3 separate regions of the Homo sapiens genome follow, and all the other regions are linked to region 1. Evidence: chromatin loops called from intact Hi-C (ENCODE). Cell type or tissue: dorsolateral prefrontal cortex. All regions are shown on one strand.

Region 1 (2,500 bases):
AAGATAGTGCCACTGTACTCCAGCCTGGATGACAGAGCAAGACTCTTACAGGGTCATGTTGGCACTCGGGGTTTTCAGATTTTGGAGCACTTCGAATTTTTGGATTGGGAATGCGCAACCTATATGCCAAATACAGTAGTCAAATCTCAATGAGTTATCATAAATGGTACTTTTTTTTTTTTTTTTTGAGACGGAGTCTTGCTCTGTCACCCAGGCTGGAGTGCAGTGGCGCGACCTCCACTCACTGAAAGCTCCACCTCCCAGGTTCATGCCATTTTCCTGCCTCAGCCTCCCGAGTAGCTGGGACTACAGGCACCCGCCACCACGCCTGGCTAATTTTTTTTTTTTTTGTATTTTTAGTAGAGATGGGGTTTCACCATGTTAGCCAGGATGGTCTCGATCTCCTGACCTCGTGATCCGCCCGCCTCGGCCTCCCAAAGTGCTGGGATTACAGGCGTGAGCCACCGCGCCTGGCCCATAAATGGTACTTCTTAATTTCACATCTGAAAAATATAAAGAGAGCTAAACTGATAAAAGAATGAGTAGTGCTGGTTTTCTCAAAAGTACTGTGACAAAATGCATGAAATGGTAAAAATCAGGTTGATAAAAAATTCTCTATTCAAAACACTGACCAAGGTTCTATCTTGAAAGTGCTTTCCAATCATGTAATAAATATAAGAAAAATGAAGACTTTTCAATAGTCTGAGTCTTTAAAAAAAAAAAAGTCAACTCTAAATTATTTCAAAAAGCCATGATGGAAGTAGCAAATCCAATATAATCTAAACATTCAAATTATTTCTATATTGCTGATAAAATCATACCTTAAACATCCCAATATCATCATCCCCTAAAATACGGCAAACAAATCAAGTTGTTGCCCATACTTCGTAAAAATCTAGTGATTGAATAAAAGTCAGCATATATACAAAAAAAAAAGGCAAGAATACACGCAAAAGAAACTAAAGGGAGTGGGGTAAAAATAAAAGGCCACCAAATTAACAGAAGAAAACTTAAATACATCTTTATTTATTTATTTATTTATTTAATTTTAAAGACAGAGTCAGACTTTCACTATGTTGCCCAGGCTGGTCTTGAACTCCTGGTCTCAAGGGATCCTCCTGTCTTGGCCTCTCAAAGTGTTGGGATTACAGGCATGAGCCACTGCACCTGGCCTAAAATATATCTTATGTGGTGTATTTTAGGCCAGGTGTGTGAAACTGACTATTTTTTAAAATTTGGGCAGTTGGTCAATATGTATCAAACACTCAGTGAAAAGTCTGAAAAGTGGTTAGCTTACAGAATTTAACTGCTGCTATAAAAAGATATCCTATAAAACACGTTGCCTTTATTTTCTCATCTTCCCTAGCAGCTCTATCAACTATAACAAACAATACTTTCTCTGCCACTTGGTGGCGATATGCACACATTTAAAATTTTACTCCTTTCACAGTTGTCTTTATTTTCAGAGACTGTTTCAACCACTGATTTCCTCAAATCTTGAGATGATGTCTGAAAACTGCCTTACAGATTCAAAGAAGGCTTTTTATCCATTCCAATATATAAAATAAATTAGGTTAAACAGAATCCAAACTCATGATATTTGCATTATCTTGCTACCTTTGCAGAATCATCACTAACCTTTGATGATTATTCAGTTCACAAGGACCATATTTAGGAACTTTTTGCATGCCACAATTGGCCAATTAACACAAATCTCAATATGACTTCAGAATCAGTCTAAATGACTTTACTGTTCATTGTTTTAACAGCATCATTACTGCTACTGCTTAATTACTTCCTTCAAGAAAGCTCTAGATAAAATAATCTTTTAAAAAGTTTATTCTTTAACCTAAGATCTTACTTAATGAGAAATTAATCACTAATATAAATGGGGTACTAGATGTGCCATGCAAATAAATACTAGTTATTAGGCACCATATTTAACATCAAGAACAATTTTAAATTTGGAGATAAAATTTCCTAACCAAGTATTTTTAAGCATCACTCACTGGAGTTATTTTGTATGCCAAAAAGACACAGCCAAGAGGACTGTGATCATGCCCCCAGGTAACCTCACGCCTTACGCCTTTGCAACTCTTCAAAAAGGCCTGAACCAGGATCGGCAAGAAAGAAGACAGATCCTCTTCCCACTGTGCACTCCACCACCAAGTAAGAGCCCAGAACACTTCTCTGAATCCAGGGCAGTTTGACAGACATCCAGAGGGCTAGATTAGCATTAGCAGTCCTTTACTACTAACACCTGTTTTTTAAAAAAATCAAGTAAATTTAATGGGTTTCCCCTTTATCATAAAGTAATGCAGGTCTACTTTGAAATTTTTAACAATACAAATCAGTAAAAATATAGGAAAGTAGTTACTCTGGCCTTTTCATCATTTTTGTTCATTTTTTAGAGGACTTCAAAGCTTAGATTGTTAAAGCTTTCTTTTGACTGGGGTTTTAGACCAGCTAGGCCATGCCCAAATAATACACAGAAATTGAA
Region 2 (2,500 bases), 220 kb after region 1:
CAGGAACCTGGGCAGAGAGGGTTAGTAGGAGTCTCACATTTTATTCTTTGCTCCCTAGCAGGTGCACACATAGATATGGTTAGGAGGGTGTGCAAAACCAGGGCAGCAGAGACTTCAGGACCACTGGTCACAGCCACTCTCTGAGGGAGACATTTTATTTTGCATTTGTATCGTGTGCTCTGAGATGAAAGTTGAGCTTCTTCCTCTGGGAAGCTCATGGTCTAGTGGAGACACACGGGTCCACACAATTAGAACCCAGGGTACAAAATGCAAAGGTAACTGTGCTAGCTCAGAGGAGAGGTGAAGTGTGGTGGTGATAGGTGGGGGCCTACAGGCCCAGAAATCTGTTCTGGGGGGATGGCTGAGCTTTCTGAAGTCATGTGACCTGGTGGTTCCATCACTGATAGGCTGTGTGGCACGGAACAAGTTATTTCATCTTCATGAACCTAGTTTCCTCATCTGACAATGGGCACAAGATTATTAAAGTGCTTAGCACAGTGCCTGGCATGCTGCAAGTGCTCAATAGATATTATCTATGGTTATTATATCAGTGCTCCTTAGTGTTTCTCTTCTGGATTAAATGTGTGTGTGTGCTCATGTGCATGTTTATATCTGGCTGAGACTAGAGCCTTTGGGAGTGTTTCTTACCCGGGGCTCAAATGTACCAGATTCTCAGAGCAAGTTTCATAGTGTCAACTATCCAATGGGAAAGGTCAAGACCCAAGAGCCAGAGAAAGGGGCTGACAGGCCAGTATCCAGCCAAGAAATTAGACATAGATGACATAGGAAACCATGGTTCAGAAGTAAACGGGATGAATGTTCTGGATAAACACCTGTGTGTCTATCAAATGCTATTACCCGTGTCTTTGCAGGTGACACTGGGATAATTGGGTGTAATAATCAGCTAAGGAAGGAATGGATAGAATTAGCCTGAAGGAAGAGAGAGGGAATGTTGCCCTACGTAAAGGAAGCAAGATGTGTGAGGGAGAGAGGCTTGGGAGAACCTGCCATGTTTTGAAGCAATGAGCAGCTTGGTAGGACCAGAGAATGGGAAACTATGCAGGGAGATAGAGGCTGAGAAGGCAATAGGGGCCAGGTATTGCAGGCTCTGGAGGTCAGGCTTAGCAATCTGGTCATCATTCTGAGCATAAGAGGGGGCTATGGAAGGAGCTGGAGAACAGGAAAGGCAGTGTCAGATTTTTGGATTAAAAAGCTCCCTCTGGCTGCCGTGTGAAGCTTGAGCTGTGTGAAGACAATCTGACAGCAGCGATTGCAATTCTGTGGGAGTGGAGAAGGTGCTTATGTTGAGCAAGGGTAATAGTTCCATGATTTATTATACTAGCGATTATGGTGATGCCAGTGTTCTGGAGCAAGTTGAAAGGCAGATTCAGGGCTCAAACCCAGTGGAAAATGTTCAGGAAGGGAAAGTTTTAAAAAGTCTTCAACTAAAAAAAAAATTGACACCGAAACAAAGAAGAAAGGGGAAATTTTCATAAAAAGAACCACCAAAGTCAACTTTGTAAAAGTAAAAATGAGAACGCGTCTCTGTGGATAACCTTTACTTATTCCAAAACTGAGACAAGAGGCACCTTCATTTTCAATATGGAAGCAAGAGCCTCCTTGTTGCTCTGGGCAACCTGTTGCTGTGATCAGCTTGTATGAAACGCTTTGTGAATATTCATCCCTCCACTGATACATGCCTTTTCATTTCCTATTACTACTGTGATAACTTCCCATTAGTTCTGTGGCTTAAAGGAACACAAATTTATTATTTTACAGTTTGGGAGGTCAGAAGGTGACATGGATCTTAATGGAGCTAAAAGTGCCACGTCAGCAGGGCTGCACTTTTTTTTCTGAATGTCCCAGCCTCTAGGGACCTGAATTCCTTGGCTCATGGCTCCTTCTTCCATCTTCAAAGCCAGCAACTGCCTCACTCCAGCCTCTGCTTCTGTCATCATATCCCCTTCTCTGATTCTGGTTCTTCTGTCTCCCTTTTTCACTCATAAGGACCCTTGTAGAATCCAGGATATTCTCCCGATCTCAGGATCTCTAATGTAATCACACCTGCAAAGTCCCTTTGGTGACGTATTTGCAGGTTCTGGTGACTAGGATATGGACATTTTGGAGGGCTGTTATCCTGCCTATTATGGTGATTGTGCTTATTATGGAATGGAAATAATAAGAAATGGGCTTACATGGCAGCGAGGCAATGTGTGGTGATGGTTAAACCTAAACTGGTGGGGCCAGGCTTCCCGGGTTTGCATGCTGTGTCTTCCAACTGCCAGCCCACTGGTCTCTGTTCACTTCCTCATCCAGCAGTGGGATGTTAATCAGACCCACCTCATAGAGTTGAGAACCAATTAAGTGCTAGTATATGTCAATAACTTTGAGTAGTAACTGGCATATAGTAAGTGCTCATTAGATACTGGCCATTTTAATCTAATGAGTGGGTATTGCATAATCCTTTTGTTCTGTGATTGCATTTAATGATTAATAGCAA
Region 3 (2,500 bases), 170 kb after region 1:
TTGGGGGTCACAGGATATTGCACAAAACGAAGGCAGTTTGAGAGTCCAAAACCTTTTCACATCTTCTGTGTGAAAATTTCAAGAAGAAAATCAGCAGGATAAACATGAAAGGTCTATCTAACATTAAACCTGGAATGCAGTATGGGTTCAACAGATGAATCTGGAATCCAAATGATCATTTTGGTTTTCACCTTCTGAAGACATCAAGGACCCCCTTCCATAGACAAGAGCCCACTAAAACATGCTCTTCCTCATGTTCTTCTTAAATACGTCCTTCCCTACTTCAGCACGGGTATAGCTTGGTTGCTTTTCTCTCCCTCTAATCCTACATCTGGCACTTTGTGGGTGTTTAATAATTATATGTTCAGACGAATTTCTTCTAAATGTCTGTCCCAGATTAATTCATACTGTGTGAATGTTATTGATCTGGAGAGGAGGGTATAGTTTAGAGAATAAAGTATTTGAAAGGAGGAATGAATGACCCAGACGGGGTATCCCAGGGAATGGCAAAAAGTAAAAGTCAAGGTAAGAAAGAAGAGTAACTAACAGAAGTAGAGTTGTTAAATGAAAAACAGGACATCCAGTTAAATTTGCATTTCAGATAAACGGCAAATGATTTTTTAGTAGGCCTCATGCGATGTTGGGGTATAGTTACACTAAAAATATTATTTGTGATTTATCTGAAATTCAGTGTTAATTGGGCATTCTGTATTATTTGTGAAATCTGGCAACTCTAAACAGGGAATGACAGGGAAGTTTTGCTCACACGGAACTTTGCTCTGCCAAGGCTCAGAGGACGGGGTGCTGGGAGTCCTAAGTATTTCGTCACTTAAATTTCTGCTAACAGGATCTTATTTTCTTTATAAAACATCCTTTACAAGAAAAATTTTGCAAAGTGGAAAACTACATTTTACAATTCATTAAAAAATATATTTTGGCTTTGAGTGGAACTGTGATGAAAATAGAGAATGAAACAGCATAACGGAATTCACTGTCATCACTGAAACAAGGGGACTTTGCCATTTCCCCATAAACAAAGTTTAACTCTACCCAGGTCTCTCCTCTCCTCTCCTCTCCCCTCCCCTCCCCTCCCCTCTTCTCTTCTCCTTTTTTTCTTCTCTTCTCTGTTACTTTCCTTCCCTTCCCTCCAGTGCACTATAAAGGATGCATTAACTACACCATGACTGCTCTGAAAATGTATCCTGGGATCCTTGGTTGACATTTGCTTTTAGTACAGGCAGAGGTCACTTGGAGCAAAGTTTACAAGCCTTTTCTTGATTACATTGTGCTTAAAGTGTTAACCCTGTTAGCAGTCACAGCACAGATTTCCTCAATGAGACTCTTGTGCGCCTGACAATGTAACTATTTATTTGCAGAGTCACTACCATTGACATTTGTGCTGCTCAATGCAAAGTGTTACCAGTGCTTTCTTTATGTCACTGTTTCTCTTCAGTAACCAAGAAAAGCAAAACAAAGTACAAATAACTGCTTATTCAGAAAGAAATCTCAGATTGTTCCTTAAACCTGCTCCAGGCAGCGGATACAGACTTTTGAGTGATCTGGAAAATATGAAAAGCACTTGGCTGGGATACAAAACCCGAACTGATCTGTGGTGATGGCAAAAGCAGAAATAGGAGCTCAGTAATAAAAATAAATTTCTATATGGCTGATCATGGTCCGGCTGGCTTGAGGAGGGAGGAGCAGGTCTTGGAAGTTAGGCTATTATCTGAGCAGTCGTTGCTTTGGTGGTGTGTGTGGGGGTTGGGGAATAGGGCTTTGCTTCATAGGCCATCCCTCAATTGTTGTCTGATTGATTGAAAAAGGCAAATGGTGCCGCCCTGTTCCTGCCAAGTGTTTTCTTCTGCGTCTGCTCTCCCTGGGTGCCTGGAGCGTTGATCTCTGTGGCTCTCTCACCTGCTGCTTTGTTCCAACAAAGCTGGCGTCTTACAGCCGCCGCCACTCACTCTTCCAAGCCGTTGTCCTGGCTGTCCTGACTGTGTAAACCCTGCCATCCCCATCTGCCCAGCCACCTGCCTCCTTGTCTCTAGATATCCTCCCGCGACCCCACCACTTCTGGGAAGCTCTCCGGAATTATGACCACCCACTTGTCTCCAACTGCTGGCCCAACCCTCTCCCCAAAGCTGCTCTCAAAACGACTGCATCTCATTTCTGTTGATTGTTTCTATGTCACAGCAGAGGGGAAGGTGCACACACACTGAGTCAGGCTGGGATTCATTTATTGACTTTGTCACTTACCAGCTCTGTGACCTTTGGCCACAACAGTAATGATGATACCCTACAACTATAAAACTCTTGTAGTGTGCCAAGCATGTTTACTACACTTTCCATACTTCCTTCTATTTTATCCCTGCATAGAAGCTATGAGATACATTAATACAATGATTCTCCTTGTTTTACAGACAAGAAAGCTGAGGCTCAAAGAAGTTAAGAACTTGGTTGAGCCAAGCATGGTGGCTCATGCCTGTAATCCCAGCACTTT

Evidence for each region. Peaks named below come from ENCODE experiments on the same cell type or tissue, not always from the same donor. Only the 100,000 strongest peaks of a DNase experiment are listed, where the experiment ranks them.
Region 2: it touches region 1 in a loop (3.0-fold over the local background); 3 of 110 quality-filtered maps call a loop at or near these places.
Region 3: it touches region 1 in a loop (2.4-fold over the local background); 3 of 110 quality-filtered maps call a loop at or near these places.

Annotation. Positions count from the first base shown.
Region 1 is chr4:26,409,802-26,412,301 of GRCh38, reverse strand. The region is part of intron 3 of RBPJ (recombination signal binding protein for immunoglobulin kappa J region); the gene reads right to left. Among named protein-coding and RNA genes, the nearest start is that of CCKAR, 79 kb to the left of the region's middle. In dorsolateral prefrontal cortex, CTCF peaks have their summits at 1,209 and 1,409 (motif pointing right); no DNase peak of the experiment used is centred here; H3K27ac peaks cover 1,390 bases.
Region 2 is chr4:26,192,446-26,194,945 of GRCh38, reverse strand. All of the region lies in intron 2 of LOC105374545 (a long non-coding RNA gene), which reads left to right. It also overlaps a transcript of RBPJ not described here. Among named protein-coding and RNA genes, the nearest start is that of LINC02357, 120 kb to the right of the region's middle. In dorsolateral prefrontal cortex, a CTCF peak has its summit at 1,228; no DNase peak of the experiment used is centred here.
Region 3 is chr4:26,238,322-26,240,821 of GRCh38, reverse strand. The region is part of intron 1 of LOC124900690 (a long non-coding RNA gene); the gene reads left to right. It also overlaps a transcript of RBPJ not described here. Among named protein-coding and RNA genes, the nearest start is that of RBPJ, 81 kb to the left of the region's middle. RefSeq lists enhancers at 1,375-1,923, 1,924-2,474. In dorsolateral prefrontal cortex, a CTCF peak has its summit at 1,239; a DNase peak (open chromatin) is centred at 1,803; H3K4me3 peaks cover 1,319 bases; H3K27ac peaks cover 2,500 bases.